2 separate regions of the Mus musculus genome follow, and region 2 is linked to region 1. A link is a loop called in an ENCODE intact Hi-C map of the cell type or tissue named here. Cell type or tissue: gastrocnemius. All regions are shown on one strand. Each heading gives the region's core, and the rest is flanking DNA. Links, peaks and the distances in the headings are about the cores only.

Region 1 (8,338 bases), core at 148-8,147:
CTGGCTGCTCTTACAGAGGTCCTGAGTTCAATTCCCAGCCACCACATGGTGACTCACAGTTATCTCAGTAATGGGATCTGATGCCCTCTTCTGGTGTGTCTGAAGACAGCAACAATGTACTCACATATATAAAATAAACAAATCTTTCAAAAAAAGTTGGGAAAGTCACTCTTCCCAGTTTCAATAATTAAGACAAAAATATAGTATTCAAGGCAGTGAACAGAGAGTACATGCTGAGAGCCGGAAACAAACTCCACTCGTATGGCCTATGTATGGACAGGACTGCCACAGTTGGAAGGTCCCTAGAGCTGACCCGCAGGATGGAAAGAGTTTATAGGCTCCTACAAGAATTAACAAGCGTTAACATGAGTGCCATGTTCAACAAAATAATAGCTTCCCCAAGCAAGTGACATTTGAAGTGTGCTGTGCTTTTCATACAACAGTGCCATTGCACATATGAACCGACAACAGCTCTGGCTGCACACACAAGACCTGCACAACATCTAGCCAGACACAATCTCAGCATAAAGGGGAGGAGGGCAGGACATCCACCTGCAAGCTTTGGGCTATTGGTCAGTGAATGACTGTTGGCATGAGAAGTCAGCTTTCCCTCCTCCCTGGAGGCTTCCCACGTGCCTGTAGATGGCCTTACACCATGCACATGCTAGCAGCACTAAGTGACTTCCATGATTTTGAAAAAGAGAGAGAACACATGAAATAGGAAAAAAAAAAAAATAATGGCGGGGAGGCTAAGGGAGGAACTGAGGGAAAGGGAAAGCGGGGAGCTTGATCCAGACACAATGGACACATGTATGAACTTTTCAATTGATTAAAAGAAACCTGCAGGTTTGGAAATATGCTTACCAAGAACACCAACCGAGGAGACGGGTTGAGCAGATGCTGTTTTCCAAGATGCTCCTGAGGGAGTTGACCACTTATTTGCAGACTTTTCAGCAAAAAAGGCGTACTGCAGGGCTCTAGCCTGCCCCGACCCCCGAAGGTACATAAACAGCTTTGCTTCTTCCTTGATGGCCACTTCATATGGATGCTTCACGGAGGCCTGGACTGAACGGACACAAGTCTCCGGAGCCAGGCGGCCAGGGTACTGCTTCCGTACCTTGGCAATGGCTTCTGCAAAAACACTGTCCATGTTGGGCAAGCTTGGGACTGGCTTGTTTAGGATCCTGCGGGGTTCTATGGGTTTACCTGAAAGGAATTGCTAAAGGTCAGAGTATCGTAAGCATAATAGAAAGAGAACAGAACTGCCCAAAAACAAAACGACAGTGCGGTGCGTGGTTCCCACAACCCAGTCAGACGCTACGCACTACAATATCTAATGAAACACGATATCCAAAGTCTGTAATCTTAGTAACTTCAGACCGTAAAGTAGAAGATCGAAAGTATTATGCTACTAATTCAGACATGAAAGGTGCAGTCTCTTTTTATTCTGAGGCCAAGACAACTTTATAATATATTAAATATTAATCTGTACAAAGAGTACAGTTCTTACTTAATATCATCTATTCAAAATTATTCACATTCTTTCCCTAATAATGACAAAATCTTTAAAATACCATAACAGAGGGAAATGTTATATGGGGCAATGATTGGCAATAAAAAAGAATTGTAAGTTCATTGATAAGGACTTACAGTATAGTAAATTGATTTTTAATACAGGAGAAAAGATAGTCCACATGGCAAAAAGAGTCTTTTTTTTTTCCCCCTTCCCTCCAAAAGGTGGTGGGATAGCTGACTACAAAGGTGGGATAACTGACACACAGGTAGGAGAACCAGACACACAGGTGGGAGAACTGAATACACAGGTGGGAGAACTGATACACAGGTGGGAGAACTGGATACACAGGTGGGAGAACTGATACACAGGTGGGAGAACTGATACACAGGTGGGAGAACTGGATACACAGGTGGGAGAACTGATACACAGGTGGGAGAACTGATACACAGGTACTAAATAAGTAAATGAACTCTGTTCCCTGCCAAGCACCCACCTCAAAACCAGCCATAATTTCACTGAACTCTTAATACTATACATTTTTCTAGGGGGAGGGCCAACAAAGGAACTTGAGCTAGGCACCAGAACCATATGGTTCTATAATCTTCTTAATTCAATGAGATGATTTTAAAATCAGATAAACATGCACTCATGCATGCGCAAGCACGCACACACATACACACACACACACACACACACACACACACACACACACACACACACACACACCCAATTACAGTTACCAAAACTCAGCACCACATAATGGGTTCTAAGAAGATCTACCATCTCAAGAATGAGCCATCATAGCATAAAAGACAAAACAAAACAAAACAAAACAAAAAACCGGAAGGCTGGACCAAAGCAGACTCAGCCAGGCTTGTGACCACTTCTACCCTTGGTTCTGCTCACAAATTTTTACAAAACAAGGGGGTCATACTTCAGACAGACACAAATGTAGTCCTCTCCCACACACCCTTCTGCCAACTGTGCAGGAAGAGATTAGCAGTCTGCCTAAAGAGACTCAATGTGTACCTCACATAAATTGTTTCCTTAGAGACAAAAGACTCAAGACTCCTTTCCTCTTCCTCTGACCCAATGTGCTGCACCCATGTTAGACTCCACAAATGACGGAGAGAACAATTGCCTATCGTCAACTCTAGGAAGGCCACTCACGGCCCGAGGCACCTCAACAGGAGGCCTCCTGTGTGGGTCAGGCCACTCCATACCTTGGAAATATTCACAGACAGACAAAAGGTAGATTACAAGGAGCAAGCAGTAAAATGAAAAGCAAGACCAAGGAAAGCACTAGGAAAAAAAGGAAAAGGAAAAACATCCTTGGCTCCTCTTGTCTGTCTGTCTGTCTCTCTCTCACACATACACACCAACACACCCCCACACACCACTTACCACTCAGGCAGAGCCTCACCACAGAAACACTTGTTCACCACAAGCAAGTTACATACCTCCATCCACTCTTCTCAACAAAGTTTTCAAACCATCACAAAGAATTGCCCCTAGCCAGAACCTTAGGCAACTTGAGTTTTAAGGCAGACGATGGCTCAACGTTGGGGTGCCATCAAGTGGACAAACTGTAATGTTGCTGAGACCAGCATCATTTTGTTTTATAGACTTTGGGGTTTAATGTTTAGAATTAACTTTAAAAACCAAACCAATAAACACCCTGGACCATAGTGTAAGTGTGATAGACCTTGGTTCTAATCCTGTCTGAAGCACTCAACCCTCGAAGCTGAATTCAGGGAAACCAGGGAAGGACAGAACTTCCTATGGGAACCCAGGCTGCTACAAATGGAAATCAATAGTGGCCTGGGGCGCTCTCTGCAAGCAAATTATACAAGTCGGTGCCCACAAGCCAAGCAGCCCTCCCTGGGGCACAGAGACACAGACCAGTGATAGTAGCCTGGGAGGCAGAGCGCCACAGGGAGGCATGGCGCTGCAGGGAGGGTGCTTCCATTGCGGGCAGGACTTGCTGACTCCTAGTTAGAAGGCAGCAGCATTTTCCCATCGATACCTCCTCTTTGTAGTGTGAGTGCCACTGTCACACCAAACCTACAACTAGTTGGACCATAAAAAACAATTTCAAAAACTGGTCCCTGCCAGGGGCATGCCTTGGAGTGGCCCGAGCCTTCCGTGTCACTAAGTGGAGTCCGACAATCTTCATGAGTATTTTCTTTTCTTTTCTTTTTTTTAATTTTTAATATTTTTTATTACGTATTTTCCTCAATTACATTTCCAATGCTATCCCAAAAGTCCCCCATACCCTACCCTCCCCCACTTCCCTACCCACCCATTCCCATTGTTTTGGCCCTGGCGTTACCCTGTATTGGGGCATACAAAGTTTGTATGTCCAGTGGGCCTCTCTTTCCAGTGATGGCCGACTAGGCCATCTTTTGAAACATATGCAGCTAGAATCAAGAGCTCCAGGGTACTGGTTAGTTCATAATGTTGTTCCACCTATAGAGTTGCAGATCCCTTTAGCTCCTTGGGTACTTTCTCTAGCTCCTCCATTGGGGGCCCTGTGATCCATCCAATAGCTGACTGTGAGCATCCACTTCTGTGTTTGCTAGGCCCCGGCATAGTCTCACAAGAGACAGCTATATCTGGGTCCTTTCAGCAAAATCTTGCTAGTGTATGCAATGGTGTTAGCGTTTGGAAGCTGATTATGGGGTGGCGTCTCCCTGCTCAGAGGCTGCAGCCGCCATAAACTTTCCCACAGAGGTTGTCAAGTCATTTGGCTTCTGTTGTGATTTTTCTTGAAAGAAGGCTAGTGAAAACTAAACTCTGGCTTTACACTCAGCTCCTGGTTACGTCCTCAGCAACGGTTTCAATTTTTTCTAGCTTTAAAGGCGCAGCTTGAAGTAAAAAACAAAAACAAAACAAACAAACAAACAAACAAAAAAAAAACTAAACTAAACTAAAACAAAACCCAATAAGCCATCTATCAGTAGGTGGTGCTAAAGGCACACTTGAAGGAATACCGCTGGTCTACAAGCCAGCAGGGCCAGAAGTCACTTGCCCAAGACAGAGGCTGTGCTGTCTCTGAGAGCCCTGCAGAGCCTGACCAGCTACATACTTGTTCCTCTGTTTCAACTTTAATTCTAATTTTCAAGCAGGAAAAAAACCACTCATAGGGTATAAAATCCCCCAAAGCACGGCAGAGTAAAGTATAGAGCATTGCCTTTGAACTTCAGCAAATGTCCAGTTCCACTCCAGAAAGAGTCATTCCCCTGCCTGTGAACGCTTCCGACATACACAGAAGTTATGCATACCCACTCTCAACATATTTACCTTCTCTTCCACCCCCACCCCCTTGTTTCCTTACACCATCCGCAAAACACCACTTAAAATAACATTGTTTTCGTTAGCTGATACAATATACCATGGAGTTTATGCCAGATCAATGCAGTTTAAAGCTTGGCTACATTCTATTAAGTGAATGCCCCATCAGTTGCTTAAGGAGTTCCTTATTAGAATGCATGTTTAGCTTATTCCTAATCTTGCACTATTTTCTATTATTGTTTACCTATAACCGTCTGAGCAAATTTGATGGCTTCTTCAACTGGGTCTGACTTTACAACTACATCCAGAATTCCAAGCTTGAGTGCTTCATCTGTTGAAATATGTCTTCCTGGATCAAAAGGAAATAAAACAAATCAAATAACAGTGCGAGGACCCACTGGGGCATTGCTCTGTCTAGTGGGGAAGGTTGCCATTCCTGGAGATACGAACTGGTAAGTGAAATGCCTAAGGCCAACCTGGCTACTGTACTTGGTGATTTGGTTTTGAGACTGGGTCTCACTATGTAGCTCTGGCTGCCCAGGAACTCCACACATAGACCAGGCTGGTCTCAAACTCAGAGATCCACTTGTCTCTGACTCCTGAGTGCTGGGATTAAGAGGTATGAACCACCAGGCCCAGGCTGAACTATTGTGGTTGAACATCCCTACAGATGTGGCCTTCTTTGAATTAAGCGGTAGCTCTGATTCTTACTGTTAGAGAAACCGCAGGGAACTGTGCGAGGACTCCAGTTTCATCTCTGATAAATGGAGGTAATTATGCTTACCATAGTAATTCTGAGGATTCAGTAAAGGGTGAGTGGTCTCTTTATATCCTTTTAGAGGTGTATAACCCTATGTATCTGTATAGAAGTGTGAGAAATGGTTGGATTTTGGGCTGCAAACCAGGAACTGTACTGATCAAGGAGAGACAGTCCCCAGACACAACGCTAGTGGGCTGAACAGGAGAACCTACATTGATTAGGTTGGCATTCCACCAAGTACAGTGAGAACCACGTAGGAGAAGTCAGACAGAGTTTTATCCCTTTCTGGCTAGTGAGCACCTTGACTCTGACCTAGATTACAGACTGGGCGAGCTTTGCGAGCCTGCTTCCTACGGAGGTTTCGAAGGAAGCAGACACCATTAAACAGCTGCTCCTTCAATGCCCTGGCAGAGAAGTGAAGCCCTAATCCCAGACTTGGTGGAATCAGTGCTCAGCTGAGGGTTCTTTTGCTTCATCAAAACCTTCCAAACCTCCTCATCCGGGGAGAGGGGTGGGGCAGTCGAGTGCTGTCAAGTGTCCTCTGTATAAAGATGCCCTCCTTAGGCAGGGCAAAAAGACCAAGGCATGGAAAATAAAATCTGGGCACTACAAGGAGCTCTGAGATAACAAGATGGGGAATGTGAGCTGCCCATGGAGGGACTGGCTGTTGCACAGAAAGAATATCATGGGTATGTTTTCGGTTAATAATGCCTTGACAACGGCCCAGTTCTGATCTGAACTACTAACAAGTAAACACAAGGAAGTCCTGCATGTTCAACCCAAAGCCGCAGCCAGGTTGAGACTCAGTCTTTCTTGGGCCACACACAGTGTAGACTGGACCTCTGTCTAGCAGGCTGTAAAACGAAAGTGCTGGAAGATGAGCCGTGGGGAGACCCAGAGTGACCAAGAGCACCTCCCACACATTTAACACTGCTATGATTCTTTCCCAATTTCTTCAAGATTTTTTCCAAAGCTTAAAATTTCAATGTCGTCACGGAATGTCTCTGAGCTACCTGAGCTATCATTTTAAAGCCAACCCCCAGCCCAGCCACCAGATCACAACATCGACTCAAGAAGGCAGGCGTGTGACTCCTGTGCCAGCGTCTCCCGATTCACGGGGCCTTTGCTCCACAAGTCAAAACCTGTCCATCTCAGAGTCTCTGCTTCTTTTCTCATGGTGCTAGAATGGTGGCAGCCCATGAGTCGGAGGTGGGCCAAGCTGGTGGCATCCTGTGAAAGCCAGTCAAGTTCCCTTCGCTCTTCTTTGTTTAAGAAGTGGTTTTTCTTCCTGATTTTACTCTGCGGCACTCTTAGCTTCCTGACAAGTTTCTTCAATTTCTTCACTGGTTTAATTCCGTAAACCTTTGGGTGTGCAAACTCAGAACCCACGCATATATTCTATGATTCTATTTCTATTTTGTCTTTTGCTGAGTAACCTGCCTCACGTACACTGAATTTCTGCAGAATGCTAATTCCAAGCATTCTTTGAAGGAATAGAAATCACTTCAAATACTTCTCGTTCTTTAAAATATACCATCATTAAACAATTGGTAACCTGATGTTTGAGTGAATATGAATTCAATATATCTAGTTTCCTTCCATACACCCCATTTAAGAGGACAAAGTTATTTTTAATTCATATAGACTGTTGATTTCTATGCTGGCACATGTAGATATTGTTTTTCTGTCAGTTTTTTTAAATCAGGTCATATAGATATCTAATATTAGTTCTAAAAAATCACCCATTTATAGTCTTAGAAATTAAAGAGCTACTATTTTCATAGGTTTTATCTGTCAATATTTACTGTACTAGAAATTAAGATGGAACCTTAGAATGGCTTCTGATTGAGATAATTTTAAAATGATGAGAAATTTATTAAACGTTTACACAACCTTTTGCTAAAATAACGGAATTTAAACCTTTGCTACGTTAACTGCTCATTCAATAGGACGGCATCTGCAAGTGGGAGCCTCATGGTAACCTTACTTAGAAAACAGCAATATTGAGCTGGAGCCGATGAAAGAGGAACTCTAAGACGGGTCTAAGCACAGTACACAATCTGCATCATCACCCTTTGGTGGGTACTGCTACTGTGCACACGATGAAAGGAAAGATGGCGCACAAGCGCACACTTAGCCACACGTGTTTGTTTGGAATAAATACCTGATTTTATGCCAAGGAACAAACCCAGGTTTCATGCAAGCTGGACAAGCACCCTACAACTAAGCTATACCCACAGCCCCAGACATTAAACTTCCTAAGCCGGGTCTGACTGTTATGGTTCCTATATGAACATGTAGTCTATGGATAAAAAAGATAAACTCCCATAAACCCCAGGTTGATGAGCCGTTTGCTCATGTACACGGGGTCCTCATGGAAATATTTGGGAAGTGCTTAGGAAGGTTATTGAAACAATATTTTACAGATGACAAAATTTGGAGTCAGAGAAGCAAAGTAGCCTCCTTAGAACCCACATGGGTAGTAAGTGACCAAGACAAGATTTTCTAGATTCTAGTCTAGTACTCCACATTGATCCAAATCATAACTGGGGTTTCCACTGACCTGAGGTAATTAAGTCAAGAGCAACAGGAACTCCAACGACCCTGGGTAGAAGCTGCGTTCCTCTTGCACCAGGAAGAATTCCCAGCATCACTTCCGGGAAGCCAACACGAGCCTACAAAACATTAAAGACAGACAGGCCACCATAAAGAGACAGTGCACGTGAGCTCAAGGGATTCTACCCATAAGAAACAGTTGCACTGAATTC
Region 2 (8,338 bases), core at 322-8,321, 250 kb after region 1:
CTACCCTATAACCCCACCATTACTGTACCCCAGAGCTACCCTATAGCCCCACCATTACTGTACCCCAGAACTACCCTATAGCCCCACCATTACTGTACCCCAGAACTACCCTATAGCCCACCATTACTGTACCCCAGAACTACCCTACTAGCCCCACCATTACTGTCCTTTAATTTGTTTATAACATTCATGCTGGGTTACTATGCTTTTAAAAAATAGAGCTTTAGTTCTACATGTAAGTAAGCTTTCTGGCCCATTCAGGCTGCTGACTGGTATCTTTTCTCCTCATTATACATATGTTGTTAAAGGTAATAAATCTCCTAATGGAATAAGCGACTATCCAAAGATCAGAGTGACAGTGACCCGCGATCAGCCACGGAGAGTCCTGCCCTCCTTTGGGTAAGTTAGATGGTCCTCTTCTGTAAGTGAAACTCACTGTTGTTAGGTGATTTCACTGCGTTCTGTTACATAATCTGAGGGTACTAGCTGGTAGCATGTGACGAGTTAGACTTGAGCTGGTTTCTTTTCCAGTTATATTACATGTCCACAGTATGACTTGGTTTTGAAAATCATTTTAATATATTTTATTTTTAATAATTGTATGTATATGAGTATTTTGCCTAGATACCAGTGTAGTACTTTTGTAGCTGGTGCCTGAGGAGGCCACAAGAACCTCCAACCCTGGTCCTCTGGAAAAGCAGCCAGTACTTTTAATCACTGAGCTATTTCTGCAACCCCCTGTCTTATGTTTTTTATTTATCTTTGAGAATTTCACACAATGTACTTTGATCATGTTCATCTCCAACTTCTCCTAGGTCCTCCCCCACCTCCCTGCCCACTGAACTTCTTGTCCCCTCTCTCCCTCCATTCCTCTTCCTCTCCTTTTCCCTCTGTCTCTCTCACCCTCTTCATGTCTCTCCTTCTCGTCCCTCATCGAGTCTGGTTTGTGTTGCTAGCTACTCCTGTATGGAACCTGCCTTGATAGATATAATAGATATACCTGGTGTCACTCCACTTAAGAAAACTGACTTTCTCTTTTCTACAAGCGGTCAGATACCAATAACTCCTCAGCTAGGGACTGGACTTTGTCCCTACTGCCATGCTAGGCTTTTGTTTTGCTTTAGCTTACACAGCCTTCGTGCACGCTGTCACAGTCTCATTGTGATTTCATAGGTACATCTGCCTGTTGTATATGGAAAAGAGTGTTTTCTTACCACTCTTATCACCTCCAGTTCTTGCTGTCTTTCTGCACTCCCTTATGTAGATCCCTGAACCTTGAAGGGAAAAGTGTGATATAGACAACCCATTTAGGGCTGAGTATTCCAAAGTCACTTATTCTCTGTACATTGGCCCATTGTGGGTTTCTGTGTTAATAACCACCACCGTGAGAAGCTTGTCTAATGAGAATTGAGAGATGCACTGGTCTATGGTTATACCCATGATTAAGAGTCATTTTATTGCTATGTCCATTTAGCAGAATAGTACTATTGAATTCCCTCCTCCCAACCCAGTGACTTATCTTGCCTTAATAAGGTTCTTGGCCTTATTGACAATGTCCATGTGGGTTTCATCTCATGGAGCAGGCCTTAAATCTAATTAGAATTGGCTGGTTGCTCCCATAAAATGTGTGCCATTGTTGCACCATCGTTACAGCTTGCTGGGCTCATGGCTGGGGAGTTTGGTGAGTGTTTTTCTTCTGGTGGCATACATAGCATCTTCCAGCATGTAAGCCAGCCAATGTGGTCTAAGCTTTCTGTTGAGTACCATTTAGATTTCTCTATGTTCTGTGACTCAAGTATTTGGTGGTTTTCAGGAATAGGGATTACTGTCAAGTTCTGGAGGGTAACCAAAAGCATTGGCAATAGCCTGTAATGTTTAGGGGGTTGGTCTATAGGATTCCATTAGCCACCAACTCAAAAGAGAGGTAGCCCATTCCTGGTACTGGCTATTTTCTTTGGTAATATGAGTCGTCCAATTAGGGAATACACTTTCTTCTCAGCAGCTTTTATAATTTTCTCCAAAATTAACCACATTTTTGAACACAAAGCCAGTCTCAATACAAATGTAGGAAGATTAAAATAACATCCTGCATCCTATGTGACCACAAAAGAATAAAACTAGTCATCAACAACAGTAAAAACAGCAGGAAGTGTCCAGACACATGGAAACTAAACAACACACTATTAAATGACAGTTGGATAAAGGGAGAAGTCAAAAGTGAGATAATGACCATCCTAGAATGAGGTAAAAAGCTCATCTGTATTTCTGTGTATGAGTGTTTTGCCCACAGAGGCCAGAAGCGGGTATTAGAACCCCTGGAATTACACAGATAGTTATTAAACACTTTGTGGGTGCTAGGAACTGAATCCTGGTACTTAGAAAGAATAGCAAGTGTGTTAAATTGAGCAATCTCTCCAGCCTCCTTGAAAACTATTTTTATTTATTTATTTATCCCCCCCCCCTTTTTTTTTTTTTTTGGTTTTTGTGTTTTTTTGACAAAAGGTTTCTCTGTGTAGCCCTGGCTGTTCTGGAACTCATTCTGTAGACCAGGCTGGCCTTGAACTCAGAAATCCGCCTGCCTCTGCTTCCCAAGTGTTGGGATTAAAGGCATGCACCACCACTGCCAGGCGAGAACTATTTTTTAAAAGAATCAACACTCATTTCTTTCAAACTGTGTGTGCATATGAATGCAGAAAAGTACATAAATCTTAAATATAGCCTGATAAATCTTATACACCGAACTGTTAGTTCTATTAAATATTATTTTTCAGTAATTTTCTTTCCTCTTAAATTTTATATGCATTTAGTAAATATATGTGTAAAAGTTCCAGACAGTTTGTGAGAGGCAGTTCTCTGCATCATGCGGGGTCCAGGGATCAAATCCAGGTCATGAGGCATGGGATCGATCTCTTGTGCCCTTTGAGCTCCCTTGTCGGCTGTCCTCTGTGTGGTGTTACATTCTAGGGTTCCTATTGCGTGGCATCTAACTCAATAGTCTTTTGTCTCTTCTATTGCCTTGTTCCTCTTAAAACCCTGTGGTAGAAGCTGGGTGTGGTGGTGCACGCCTTTAGTCCCAGCACTCGGGAGGCAGAGGCAGGTGGATTTCTGAGTTTGAGGCCAGCCTGGTCTACAAAGTGAGTTCCAGGACAGCCGGGGCTACACAGAGAAACCCTGTCTCAAAAAAAAAAAAAAAAAAAAAAAAAAAAAAAAACCATGTGGTGGAGATCTTTAATCCCAGCACTGGGAGGCAGAGGTAGGCAGATCTGAGTTCAAGGCCAGCCTGGTCTACATACTGAGTTCCAAGACAACCAGGGCTATAGAAAGAGACCCTGACTCGAAAAACAAAAACACCCTCCCAAAAAGCTATGTTTTATTTGTTTTTGTTGTTATTGTTTGTGGTTTTGTTTGGTTTTTTTGTTATGTTGTTTAGATTAGCCTATGGTCTCAACCACATAGTTCACACCAGACTGAAATTTATTATGTAAATCAGATTGTCCTGAACTCACTATGTATTCCAAGTTGGCTTTGAACTCTCAATTTTTCTGTTTTCACCTCCTGATATTTTTTTTCTAAAGCTCTCTCATGGTTTTTAAATTGTAAGAATCCTCTCCAATCTGCATGAATTTATTCTATAAGTATCTTGTTCCAATTATAAATGTTCAGTGCCTTTTCATATCTTCAAAGCTGTTTATTATTTTTACATTTTTTTGACCTTCCTTTTTCTGTTCCCCAGCCCCCAGGGCTTTCTCTCAGTCTGTCTACTGCCTTGCTTTATTTTAGTCTTATCCTTTAAGTTAGTGTCTTTATTAAAACATCTGGGCCTGGAAAAATAGTTAAATAAATAAAGTGCTGCTGTACAGGCTAAGTTTGGGTTCCTAGCTCGCAGGTAAAAGCTATAGCACAGCCGTACACTTCCGAAACCCACAGTGCTGGCAGTGGGAGAAACAGGCAAACGTCTGAGCTCATTGGCCAGCCAGTCTAGCTGAATTGATGAGCTCCCAGGCTCTGGGAGACCCTGCCTCAAATATCAGGAGAAGAGCAGCAGCAGACATATGGTAGATAGGCATGTGTGTTAGCCTCTTGCTTTTATATGCACAAGTACACACATGCAAACATGAACACATGCAAATGTAAATCTAGCAATCCTTGGCTAACTACTTATGATTAAAATGGAAATCTGCGTGGCCTTAGGGTTGATCTGGGATTGAGAGCACTTGTTGCTCTTGTAGAGAACCCCGCCTTGTTCAGTTCCCAGCACTCAGATGTAACTTGAGTTCTACAGTTCTGATGCCCTCTTCTGGCCTCTATGGGTACTGCATGCACACCTTGCACAGATGTACATATAGACAAAAGCACTTATACATAAAATAATAAAATACATATTTAAAACATTTTAAAATGAAAGTCTGCTGTGGTAGTATACACCTTTAATTCCAGAACTTGGGAGGCATAGGTTGGTAATGTCAAGTTCAAGGACAACCTGGTCTGTATATAGCCAGTTGGAGTCCAGCTAACGTTATATAGGGAGACCCTGTCTCAAAAAGAAAAGGGGAGTTTGGGGGAAGGGGAGAGGCTGACTGCCTAATTAAAACTGGGGTGCTCTGAATTTGGGTGAAAGATAAATTGTAGAGGTAGGAGGGAAAGTAGTAATTGACACAAGAGTATCTTGTATCAGAGCATGAAGGAGAACTGAAAGATTCGTGAAACTCCAGCCCAACTTGGGGGAAAGCTTGATTGGTATTTAGTGGCCAAATAGGAGACAATTTAAACATCAAAATGAATAAAGCTTGTAACACCAATATCGGGGCATGGGTGTATACTGTGTAAAGGCAGATCTCCATAGGAAATGCTGAGAAAAGAGTGCAGAAGGCATGCGAGACAGTGACTGTCACAGTAATGAGTGCATGGGTGAGCCTTGGTTGAGCTAAAGTGGGGATTTGATAAGGCCTAGAATACTTATATTAGCATTACAATTTCCCCCCCTAAATTGCTTTTAATTATAAAGGAGAGAAAAGTGACTTGTTACAGAGAAATCAACCTGATACTTGAGACTACCTAAATAGATAATTGGTGCCGGCAGTGGCACAGGAGAGCAGCCTCCAAGCATATTGCACTGAGGTGGACATCATCACTCACTCTTATATCTAAACTTACCTGTGAAAGTAGTTTATGAAATGAAAATGCATTCTACAAAACCACAGGCCTGTACTCTATTTTTAAGTTAAAGATGCAACAAAATTCAGTGTGAAATCTGAGTAGCTAGGACTGTAGGCATACTGCACTGTCCCAGCATAGGAATTGCTAGCATGTAGCTGGTATTTCCATGGTGCCCAGCGAGTAAAGGACAAGTATATAATTCAAGAGAGAGGAATATGCTGTGGGGGCTTAATCTGGGGCTGGGGCCGGAACCCTGGCTATGAGGACACCTTTCATATGACAGCTCTAGTAGTCAGAACAGACATTCCATAGTGAAATGCTTGTATGTCTAACATTGCAAATGGTGACTGTTTAGAAATGAGTGGTCTTAAACCAGATCAGCAGAATAGTTGGGTGACTAGCAGCTTGGATCTCAAGTCCATGATCCAGTCTTTCATTTTCTTTTATTCTCCAGTTTTACGCTGAAATCGGAAGGCTATAATAGAAGGCCAAGTGGTCGTCGCCATAGCAAAAGCAATCCAGAGAGTTCCTTAACATGGAAGCCTCAGGAGCAAGGTGTGACAGAGATGATTTCTGAAGAGGGTGGCAAGGGTGTGAGGCGTCCCCACTGCACCGTGGAGGAGGTAAGCCCTTTTAGCCTGGTATCTTTTTTATCTTTATTTTTAATTTTTCTTTTTATTCTCTTATTAAATATTTTTTATTATTTATTAAATATTTTCTTCATTTATATTCCCTTTCCTAGTTTCCCCTCCGAAAAGCCCCTATCCCCTCCCGTCCTCCCCCTGCTCTGCAGCCCACCCACTCCTGCTTCCTGGCCCAGGCATTCCCCTATATTGGGGCATAGAACCTTCATAGGACCTAGGGCCTCTCTTCACATTGATGACAGACTAGGCCATCCTCTGCTGCATATGCAGCTGGAGCCATAAGTCCCACCATGTGTTTTCTTTGATTGGTGGTTTAGTCCCAGGGAACTCCAGTGGTACTGGTTAGTTCATATTGTTGTTCCTTCTATGGGGCTGCAAACCCCTTCAGCTCCTTGGTACTTTCTCTAGCTCCTTTATTGGGGAACCCTGTTAGCCTGAAATCTTAAAGAAATGTTTTTAATGATTTTTTAAGTAATAATTTGTGTTCTATGACATAAAATTCAAAATGTACCAAAAGGGTACAGCAATTAAAAGTGTCCCAGCATCCCTTCCCTGCCTGGCCTCCTCACCTGCTTTGACTCACCGTACCTACGGTTGCTGTGCAGACCGTGCTACTCTAGACGCTGAGTGTCAGATGCCAGGTCCACTGACAAAGAAGGAAGGAATCCTGGAGGAAGAGATTACTTTTTAATTATATGTTTTGAAGACAGGCTCTCTTTACATAACCCTGGCTGTCCTAGAACTTAGTATGTAGACCAGGCTGGCCTTGAACACACAGAAATGTGCCCGCCTCTGCCTCCTGAGTGCTAGGATTACACAGAGCACCACACGCCTTGCCTGGCTGATTTGTGTAAACCTTCATAAGTGTGACTGAGTAAAGGTGGTAAGTGCTGCTCCACGCTTCCCTTCACCTTCCCGAGCGCTTAGTGCGGCGAGGAGACAGGGCTTCATTCTCTCTTGAGATCTTCATTCATTTCTGTCTCTAGCATTCCCCAGTACCATCAGCTATTTTAATTTGACAGTTGGTTTTGTGAGCTATTTGTCCCAGATACTGCACTAGTTTTAAGTAATTTAGTATCTGAATCCCGAATACATTTGGCCCCTGCCTTCATGAGTTTTACATAAATAACTTATAATTCAGCAGAAAGGCCAAGGGAATAGTGGGCCAGAGGCTGAGAGTTTTAAGAAGAGAAACTTTAGTGCTTTAAGAGATCTTCAATGACTGTGTAGGCAGATTGTAGAACAATGGGTAGTCAGTCTTATAAATGTGTTTGCCAATTGAGAATATCACAGAGCATTTAGGGAGAACCTGAGGCCCAAATTGCAGCTCTGGATAAATACGTCACTGACCAAAATGCCCTTTGTGTTTAGGGGGGAGATGCTGACGTCAGTTTTGGATTTTGTTTAAAGTGCCCATGAAACGTGCCAGAAGACCTCTCCTGTAATCTCTGGATATATGCGATGGGAATTTTGAGAAGAAGGCAGTGTTAGAGACACACATTTCTGGATTCTCTACATTTTGATGTCATTTAATTCAAGTGAGCTGAAAAGATGATTCAGGGAAGACTGTAGTGTGAGAGGAGCTCTGGGCATTTATGGCAGGCAGAAGAAAGTAGTCTGCAGTGCAGACTGAGGAGGAGGAGGAGGAGAGCAATCACAAGAGTTTCTTGGTCAGGAAGGACCAGGCGAGGTGAGCTGGATGAGATGCTAAAGGGTGACCATACAGCACAGGACTGAACCCATGCAGAGTAATGTGGCTACAAGGCCACTGGGGATACACACGGGGAGACCACTCCAACTAGAAAGTCAGGAGCCGCAAATTTCTTGCTATAAAGTGGATTATTTCTGCTGATGTTTTCTGTTCAACTCAGTTTTCTTCAGCATAGTTCTGTCAAAGATGCAAATACCTCCACGATCTAACACAGTGGTTCTCACCGTTCCCAATGCTGCAACTCTTTAATACTGTTTCTCATGCTCTGGTGACCCCAACTATAAAATTATTTTCATTGTTGCTACTTCATAACTGTAATTTTGCTTCTGAAATGAATTGTAAATATCTGTGTTCTCTAGTGGTCTTAGGGCGACCCCTGTGAAAGGGTCATTCAACTCCCAAAGGGGTTCTCGACCCACAGATTGAGGACTTTGGGTCTAACAGATAGTGTAAATAGTGAAGCAGAGTGGAAAGCAAGTGGCCGGCCTAAAGGGGAGGGCTCCATGTAGTTGTTCTCTAAAGAGCTCAGGATTTGGTTTTTTTTCTTTTTCTCTTTTGTTTTTTGAGACAGGGTTTCTCTATGTAGCCCCTAGCTGTCTTGGAACTCATTTTGTAGACTAGGCTGGCCTCGAACTCAGAAATCCGCCTGCCTCTGCCTCCCGAGTGCTGGGATTAAAGGCGTGTGCTACCACGCCTGGCAGGATTTGGGATTTTTTTTATTATTATTTATATTATTATTATTATTTATTTATTTATTTATTTATTTATTTATTTATTTATATGAACACACTGTAGCTGTCTTCAGACACACCAGAAGAGGGCATCA

The links. A loop is a pair of places that touch in the nucleus more often than their neighbours do. Peaks named below come from ENCODE experiments on the same cell type or tissue, not always from the same donor. Only the 100,000 strongest peaks of a DNase experiment are listed, where the experiment ranks them.
Region 2: a loop joins it to region 1, with 5 times the contacts of the local background. A loop is called at or near these places in 2 of 42 quality-filtered maps.

Annotation. Positions count from the first base shown.
Region 1 is chr16:21,765,362-21,773,699 of GRCm38, forward strand. It overlaps Ehhadh (enoyl-Coenzyme A, hydratase/3-hydroxyacyl Coenzyme A dehydrogenase), which reads right to left. Exons shown (of 7, transcript NM_023737.3): 4 at 8,134-8,245; 5 at 5,055-5,159; 6 at 865-1,206. Among named protein-coding and RNA genes, the nearest start is that of Ehhadh, 18 kb to the right of the region's middle. In gastrocnemius, for the core only: CTCF peaks have their summits at 3,070 (motif pointing left) and 4,485 (motif pointing right); a DNase peak (open chromatin) is centred at 4,531.
Region 2 is chr16:22,018,029-22,026,366 of GRCm38, forward strand. It overlaps Senp2 (SUMO/sentrin specific peptidase 2), which reads left to right. Exons shown (of 17, transcript NM_029457.3): 5 at 309-399; 6 at 5,612-5,780. Among named protein-coding and RNA genes, the nearest start is that of Senp2, 13 kb to the left of the region's middle. In gastrocnemius, for the core only: a CTCF peak has its summit at 4,297 (motif pointing left); a DNase peak (open chromatin) is centred at 4,292.